Linked DNA regions of Homo sapiens: region 1 is linked to region 2. A link is an interaction called in ENCODE POLR2A ChIA-PET data of the cell type or tissue named here. Cell type or tissue: MCF 10A. All regions are shown on one strand. Each heading gives the region's core, and the rest is flanking DNA. Links, peaks and the distances in the headings are about the cores only.

The links. Peaks named below come from ENCODE experiments on the same cell type or tissue, not always from the same donor. Only the 100,000 strongest peaks of a DNase experiment are listed, where the experiment ranks them.
Region 1: POLR2A ChIA-PET joins it to region 2 with 5 read pairs; 2 of 35 experiments call an interaction of 5 or more read pairs at or near these places.

What each region holds. Positions count from the first base shown.
Region 1 is chr1:119,629,315-119,633,709 of GRCh38, forward strand. The region is part of intron 1 of ZNF697 (zinc finger protein 697); the gene reads right to left. Among named protein-coding and RNA genes, the nearest start is that of ZNF697, 17 kb to the right of the region's middle. RefSeq lists silencers at 2,114-2,163, 2,254-2,413. In MCF 10A, for the core only: no CTCF peak of the experiment used is centred there; a DNase peak (open chromatin) is centred at 2,357.
Region 2 is chr1:119,386,707-119,391,101 of GRCh38, forward strand. HAO2 (hydroxyacid oxidase 2) reads left to right here. Exons shown (of 8, transcript NM_016527.4): 5 at 1-125. Among named protein-coding and RNA genes, the nearest start is that of HAO2-IT1, 20 kb to the left of the region's middle. In MCF 10A, for the core only: no CTCF peak of the experiment used is centred there; no DNase peak of the experiment used is centred there.

The sequences.
Region 1 (4,395 bases), core at 174-4,173, 240 kb after region 2:
TAATATTCAAAAACACCAGACACCATGGTATAAAGTGTCAGATATTCAGGCATATTTTGTTCCAGCTCCTTTCCCATTCATTCTCAAAAACTAGCAACATGTTTTCTTAGGCAAGGCTGGAGCTGGATATCCAGTGGGCAGCAGGGCAGTGTGATCACTTTGTGGCCAGACTGACCTGGGTTTGAATCCTCTGCTCTTTGCCAGCCACTTTACCTTGTACAAGTTTCTTAGCCTTGCTGAATCTCAGATTCTGCATCCATAAGAACAAGGATGCTGCCTCCTACCTTGCAGGGTTGTTTCTCGAGCCACAAAAATTAATGTTTGTAAAAGCTGCTGGCATGTTAGAGACACAATAAATGGTAGTTATTACTATGATGAAACTTCAGCCAACTTCTTAAGAAAATTATACACACCCCCATTCTAAATTGGGGGTCACCTATTCCCAGCTACGTTCATGGAGAATGGCCTTTGGCAAGTACAAACAGCTTCCCCTAGCCTTGCTGCTAAAGGTTCTATTAATGAACAACTCACCATGTGGATACAAGAACCAGGGAGTGACTAGTTGCTGAAGGGAGCTAGGTAGAGGGAGAAAGGTTTAATTCCAAATTCAATTAGTTTTCAGCTGCTGATTGCCCATCCTGTAAACAGAGTATAGGTCTAAAGCTAAATAGGGTGTGGGTGCCTGGTTCAGTAAACCCTAACGTACACCATCTGTAAGGGAGCTCTCCTTCCCCCAATAAGAAGGAATAGAAGTTTAAGGGGGAAAAGCAATAGAGTGGTGGGCATACAAAACTAATTCTACATCTGGTTGTAATCACTGAGGGAGACAACTCTGGTTTTTGGCCAACACAACCATTGTGCTGTGTGACTTTAAGCATTTGCCCCCTTCGGGCTTCCGTTCCATGAGAAGGTTGGGTTTGAATGTTCCTGAGTCCTCTTCAAGCTTGTCATGTGACACACAGGTGAGTTGATCCAGGAAGGCATCATTGTCAGTTTCATTAGACATTTCCAGCTCCAGCTTGTTAATCCACACAGCAAACTCTTAATCCCCAAACATTCCACCACCACCATCACAAAACCTTTTTCTTGGATGCAGATCACTTCAAGGTGGGATTGGGCAACTTCAACAAGACTGCTCAAATCCTGGTTTCTAGAACTTGTGATATTTTCATGTCTCTTTCCCCTACCCCAATTTCAAAAAAGTAAGGCCTATCACCCTATCACTGGGAAAATGCTCAAGAGCCTTCTAGACAAACTCAACCCCACTTGAAAGAAAGATCACTTTGAAGACACTGCTACAGAGCAGAGGTGAATGTGATAAAGTGTCTCTAAAAAGAGAAAAAGACTCCAGCCTGGGCAACAGAGCAAGATCCCTTCTCTACAAAAACTTTTTACAAAATAGCTGGGTGTGGTGGCACATGTCTTTAGTCCCAGCTACTTGGGAGGCTGAGGCAGGAGGATCACTGGAGCCCAGGAGTTCCAGGCTGCAGTGAGCCAAGACTGACCCCACCTTCCCCCGCACTCCAGCCTGAGAAACAGGGCAAGACCCCATCTCAAAAAAAAAAGAGGAAGGGAGGGAATGAGGTGGGAAGATCGGGGAGGGTAACTGAAGCCAGTAGCAGAGCCAGAATTAGAATTTAAACCAAGTTTATTGGCACATTCGCCAAATCCCCCACTTTGGGGCTACCTGTGAAATCTATCCCTATTGAACAAGGTCCCCACCACTTTGTGGATTTAACCTAACTTCCTATGAAGAGGTTAGGGCAGAGGAGTGTACACAACTCCCCCACCAACCTGGATTTTACATAGAAACCAAGGCCAGAAATAGCACCAAGTCTCCCAGCCTCTAAAAGATAAAGCAGGGGCGCAGCTGCCGCCTCGCTGAGGCAGCCTTCTGCGCGGACCCCAAGCTGTCACGCGGCCCCTGGCGTGGATGGCACCGCGGAGGCGGTGTCTCCTTGGAGCGGACCTAAGCACCTTCCTATGCACTGCAGCGGGTCCATCTCCTTTGACTCCAGTAACTGAGAGGTAAATCAGGGTGACCCGTTTGACGTGTAAAGAACACTGAGGCCAGGGAAGGTGAACCCCAGGCGGCGTCTCTCTCAGGTAGAGACAGCAGGTGTTCCCCTCCGCTGGCTCCTAGAAGGGACAAATGGCCAAGCGCGTTAGGACTGGAAGAGGAAGGCCAGTTCCCAGCGAAGCAGCGCGGGCCGCACCTGGCAGCCCCGACCAGCAGGGACGGCCAGTTCCAGAGCAGATCACTCCCAGCCCCCGCTTGGGCCCCGCTTGGGCCCCGCCTGGGCCCCGCCAGCCCCCAGGGCAGAGGGCGGAGGAGTCATGTGCCGCGGCGGCCGCTGCCAGGTGGCGGGGAGCCAGGCCGGCAGGGCTGTCATGTCAGGGGAAGGAAGCGGCCCGGCGGGCGGCGGGCCAGGAGCGGCTCCCACTCGGGCCTCCAGACTGCAGCTCCTTTCCTGTCTCCCACTCATCTCGAGGGTCCCTTCCCTACCTCCTCAGAGGAACGCAGGGCCGGCCAGCAGCAGCTGGAGGCTTCCTCCCTCCTCTTCCCACGCCCCCCTGCCCACCACTATTTCCCAAGGGAGCGCTTCCATAGCAGAGTCCAGGCGGGGACACCCGATTGGGTAGAGCGCTGGAAAAACAATTTCAGCCTGCGGTTCAAAAGGCTGAACTCATGACCACAACTGGGGTCTAACCAGAGATTCCAGGGGGTTAATCATTTGTCCATCTTCAGCACCAACTGGGTAAAAAGTCAGCTAGCCTCTCGGGGGATATGACCATCAAGGTCCTGCCTCCTCACTGCTAAGTTTATGGTCAAAAGGAACCCAAAGGGCAAAGAAAGCCACCTCGCCATATTTGCAGGGGATGCCTCTACTGAGCAAGGGGTAAGCACCTTACACAGAATGTGTCCACAACCAAACGTGGCAGGCGAACTTCCCCTCAGCTGGCTTGGCCAGGCACAAACCCAGACTGCCCAACCCAAAATGCCAGCCACCCAAGTGGCAGACTGCTGCGTGAGGGTGAACATTAATTCCAGACAGGGACAGCCAAAAGATTACTGCACCTAAGTGTTGCCCGCTCTCCAGACAAGAGGAGCTAAAATAATATGGTTTCTGCCTTGTGGTTACTGCTTTTTTTACCTGGAGAGGGAAGCCCAAGGTGGAAAAACAAAAAGGCTCAAAACCAAGGCAACAGAGAAACCAACCTACATCCCCATGGGTCAGCACCAGTTTGAGGCTCCTTCCAATCTCTGTGATCAGGAATAGCACAAATGCCCTTGGGGTCAGACATTTCCTGTCCATCGGTTGGGCTAGGGCCCCTCAGTTTGGCTTGACAGCCTCAGCTTATCACAAATGCCAATCCTCCACCACCACCCTATTCCTCCTGCACGAAATAAGAATTAGTGCAACGCAGACACAGATCCTAAGTGCCCTCAAAGTTAGACTATCTGCCCTCAGCTGAGAAGTCACAAAAGCTACAGGTTTTCCCGTTGGCATTTACTATCCATATTTTACATTTAACTGATTAGAATCTTCCGCGACATAAATCAGGGTGATCCATTTTCCTGTATATTTTCCTTATATACAGGAAATCCTTCTGTTGATGGTTTTTTATTCCCTGTGCTCCACCACCACTACTGTTTTACACCCTCAGTTGTTTTGTTTAGTAAGAGAAACTTTGGGCAGCCCTCAGAATTATTATCTCTAGACACTTTCTCAGCAGCTGGCTCAAATGTTCCATGTTTGCATTTCAGGAAATCACAGACCTTGGAAATCCCTTCGTTTAACCTTCTTTTACAGAGATGAAACTAAGGCTAGAAAGGGAAAGTGACTGAAAGTCAGGTTTTACTAGAAGAGTTGTGGCCAGACTCTCAATTTTGCGGATGGTGTCTCCAGTGATCTTTGCATCTCTTTAATATAAAACACATCTTCAAAAAATAGCCAGATAAATTGAGGACATATACTTGTCTTTTCTTTTTGTTTTTGCACACTGATTAATCAGGGTCCTCCTAAGAGAACCAATAGGATGTGTGTGTGTGTGTGTGTGTGTGTGTGTGTGTGTGTATAGAGAGAGAGAGAGAGAGAGATTGATTTATCATAAAGAACTGGCTCATGCCATTATGGGGTCTGGCAAGTCCAAAATCTGTAGGGTCAGCTGACAGGCTGGAGACCCAAGAGAGCAGATGCAGAAGATTCCTCTGAAGATCAGTCTGTTTGTTCTATTCAGGTTTCAGCTGATTGGATGAGGCCCACCCACATTATGGTGGGCAATGTACTCGAAGTCCACTGATTTATATGTTATCCTCATCTAAAAAACATACTCACAAAACACCCAGAATAATGTTTGACCACAAATCTTGGCATTCTGTGGCCCAGCCAA
Region 2 (4,395 bases), core at 144-4,143:
GATTGCCCATCATCCTGAAAGGGATTTTGACAAAAGAGGATGCAGAGTTAGCTGTGAAGCACAATGTCCAGGGTATCATTGTTTCCAACCATGGTGGGAGGCAGCTTGATGAGGTTCTTGCTTCAGTAAGTAGGATTACTTCAGAGAAGGGTGTGTTTGTGAGTGCTGTGTGTGTATGTGTGAGTGTGTCCACATCAAGGGACTCTGTGAAATCTGAGCATATTTCACTCCTCTGTACCACATGTGTTGGTATGTATCTGTGAATTTTAAGGACTGTTAATTATTATTAGTAGCCTACTGTGTGCTAAGCTGTTTTTTCAACCTTTACATATAGCATCTCTAAGTCTCATGCCAATGCTGCAAGATGGGTGTTATTATCCCTGATTTGCAAATGGGGATACTGTAGTTTAGTGATGTTAAATAACTTATCTTTAGTTCACTTAAGATAATAAATAATTAATGTTGAATTTGATTAGACAGATGTTCTAAAGTAAACACGTTTCATGGCAAAACTCTAAAAACACCCTGATGTGTCTTTTGCTAAAATCTATAAAAGTCCATAATTTTTTCCCTTAACTCATAAATTTATGTTCATTATAAATGAAGTTTGAGGGCAAGAAAGTGAGAGAAAGTAAGGCAGGGAAAGAATCTTTACATGGGAATTTGTTGTTGATTTGTTTTCATTGAGTTATATTTTTTCAAATGTTCTATTGCTGCTTGACTTGTTTTAAGAAAGAGAAATGAGGTTTTTTCCTCTTCAGTTTCATTGACACTTATATAAATAAAACATGTTCACTGCAGATAAATTAGAAAACATACATAAGCAAAAGATAAAAATTAACACTAATTTTATCACTATCACTAACGTCAACATTTTGGTCACTGTTAACATCTTCTTAATGCAAATACAATTTTTGGTGTTTAAGAAAAGTATAAATAATATTGTGTTTTTTTCTTTTACTTAGCATTATATTAAGAGCAACTTTTTGTTTCAGTATATATGCTCCTCTTATTTTTAATGGTATGTAGTATGAACAGACAACTATATAACCAACCTCCATTGTAGAACATCTGTATTGCCTCTAATCTTTCCCTATTTTAAACAACACATCAGTGACTGAATCCATAGCACAATCTCAAGTACTTCTTTAAGATAAATTCCAGGAATTAGAAATTTGCACTAGCTGGTTGGTACATTCCAAGACACGTGATGCTTGGAAGCCTAAGAGCCAGCCACTCACCTCCTCCTCTGCACCAGCTCTAACTGCTAAAGGCAGTGGAATGCAAGCCCACGTGGAGAGCAGGGGTCACCCTTCACTGTGTCTCTCTGGTAAGAGCTGAACCGAAGTGGTTGGGTCTCCTGCTTTTCATCTCACCTATTGACCTGCAAACTTAGGAGAAAGTGGTTGGGCTGAGCACACACTGAGCTCTCTCACCCAACCCCTGCCAGGATGCCTACAAGCCATCCAGTATTTAGCAAAACAGAGAAAGCAAAAGAGCATAGCATGCCCTGGGTCATCCCAACTATGCCTAAATAGGAGCAGAAGGCAATGAAGAGCCCATTACCAACAAGCAGCAAACAGTAGAATATAGGCTTTTGAAAGAAAGCTAATAAAATACATCATACAATAGGTGTCAGGCTCTCATTAATCAACTTAGCTGGTCTTGTTCTTTTGGAATAACTGAGTAATGAGTAGACAAAGAGGAAGACTAATTCTCCCATTGTGCTTCCCCACTAGAGAATGAGTATTGGCTAAGGTAGGGGCCAGGGAGAGGAGAATTTCTCCTATCTTATTGTGCTAATCAACTTGATATTCTCCCAAGCCATTTGGCTTCACATCCAAACTCAAGTTCACTTGGAGACAGCACAAATATCAGTGTGAGTCTCGTGAGGGTTTTGCTTCAGGTGAAACCTGACCCTGTGCTTGTATAACCCTGCCTCACTTGCCTCACCTTAATCCTAGCCCCAGGTCTATTTATTTATAAAAACAAACTTCCAGCTCACAGGTCAGAGTTTGCCATTTGTTTTTTTAAAACATTGTGTTCAAACATCATTTATCTGAGTTTTTTTAAAAAAATTATTTCCACAGGTTATTAAGGAACAGGTGGTGTCTGCTACATGAGTAAGTTCTTTAGTGGTGATTTGTGAGATTTTGGTGCAACCATCACCTGAGCAGTATACACTGCACCCTATTTGTAGTCTTTTATTCCCACCCCCTTCACACCCTTTCTCCCTTAGTCCCCAAAGTACATGGTGTCACTCTTATGCCTTTGCATCCTCATAGCTTAGCTCCCACTTATGAGTGAGAATATATGATGTTTGGTTTTCCATTCCTGAATTACTTCACTTAGAATAACACTCTCCAATCTCATCCAGGTTGCTGCGAATGCCATTAATTCATTCCTTCTTATGGCTGAGTAGTATTTCATCATATATATATATATATATATATATATATATACACCACAGTTTCTTTATCCACTCATTGATTGATGGGCATTTGGGTGGGTTCCACATTTTTGCAATTGTTAATTCTGCTGCTATAAACATGCGTGCAAGTATCATTTTCATATAATGACTTCTTTTCCCCTGGGTAGATACCTGGTAGTGGGATTGCTGGATCAAATGGTAGTTCTACTTTTAGTTCTATAAGGAATCTCCACACTGTTTTCCATAATAGTTGTACTAGCTCACATTCCCACCAGCAGTGTAGAAGTGTTCCCTGTTCACTGCATCCACATGAACATCTATTATTTTTTGATTATGGCCATTCTTGTAGCAGTAAGGAAGTATTGCATTGTAATTTTGATTTGCATTTCCCTAATCATTAGTGATGTTGAGCACTTTTTCATATGTTTGTTGGCTATTTGTATATTTTATTTTGAGAATTATCTATTCGTGTCCTTAGCTCACTTTTTGATGAGATTTTTTTTTTTTTTTCTTGTTAATTTGTTTGAGTTCCTCGTAGATTCTGGTTGTTAGTCTTTTGTCAGATGTATAGATTTTGAAGGTTTTCTTCTACTCTGTGGGTTGTCTGTTTACTCTGCAGACTGTTCCTCTGCCATACAAAAGCTCCTTAGTTTAATTAAGTGCCAGCTATTTATCTTTGTTTTTACTGTATTTGCTTTTGGGTTCGTGGTCATAAAATCCTTGCCTAAGCCAATATCTGGAAGGGTTTTTCCTATGTTATATTCTAGAATTTTTATAGTTTCAGGTCTTAGAATTAAGTCCTTGATCCATCTTGAGTTGATTTTTATATAAAGTGAGAGATGATGATCCAGTTTCATTGTCCTACATGTGGCTAGCCAATTATCCCAGCAGCATTGTTAAATATAGTATCCTTTCCCTACTTTATGTTTTTGTTTGCTTCACCAAAGATCAGTTGGCTGTAAGTATTTGGATTTATTTCTGGGTTCTCTATTCTGTTCCATTGGTCCATGTGCCTATTTTTATACCAGTTCCATGCTGTTTTGGTGACTATTAGTAACGAGAGAGAATTCATGTCCAAATAAAAGACATTTTTATAGTCCCAGCATGGTATTATTTGGATTTATTTTTTTTTATTTGTAGTTTCACTCTTGTCACCCACGCTGGAGGGCAATGGCGCAGTCTCAGCTCACTACAACCTCCACCTCCCAGGTTCAAGCAATTCTCCTGCCTTAGCCTCCCAAGTAGCTGGGATTACAGGCACTGGCCACCACGCCTGGTTATTTGCATTTTTAGTAGAGATGGGATTTCACCATGTTGGCCAGGCTGGTCTCGAACTCCTCACCTCAGGTGGTTCACCCGCCTCAGCCTCCCAAAGTGCTGGAATTATAGGCATGAGCCACTGTGCCCAGCTGGAATATTTTTATGATGTTGTGAAAGAGAAATACATTTGTACAAACTCTTCTAGTGAGCCATACTATGCAGTGGAGTTGATAATAATTGTGAAATAAAATAGGGAGTGAATTTTACCTTAGGGTGAGGCTTTAGAGTTAATTTTTAATAGGACAGAACAGGACATTCATTAGAGTCTTCTGGGGACAACAGCTGACTTATCCTTTCCCCTGGTCCTAGGAGGAAGTACAAGAACAATGTTAGATATGAAACCTCATAGAGGTGGGAACTTTTCTCAAAATCCTTACCTTTTATAGCACTGGCAACAACCTGCAGGGAGTGGGACACTGACCTCAGGCACAGACTCTAGGGGAGTGCCAAAAACTCAGATACTATAGTTTGAAATCAGGTGATTTCAAAGTTCCTCATAGAAGTTCCCACCTCTTTCACAACATTATAAAAATACTCCAAATAATACCATGCTGGGACTATAAAAAATGCCTCTTATTAGAATGTGAATTCTCTCTAGTTATTACATGTAAGTTCAAAACATATTCAATTCCCCGCCCCCACCT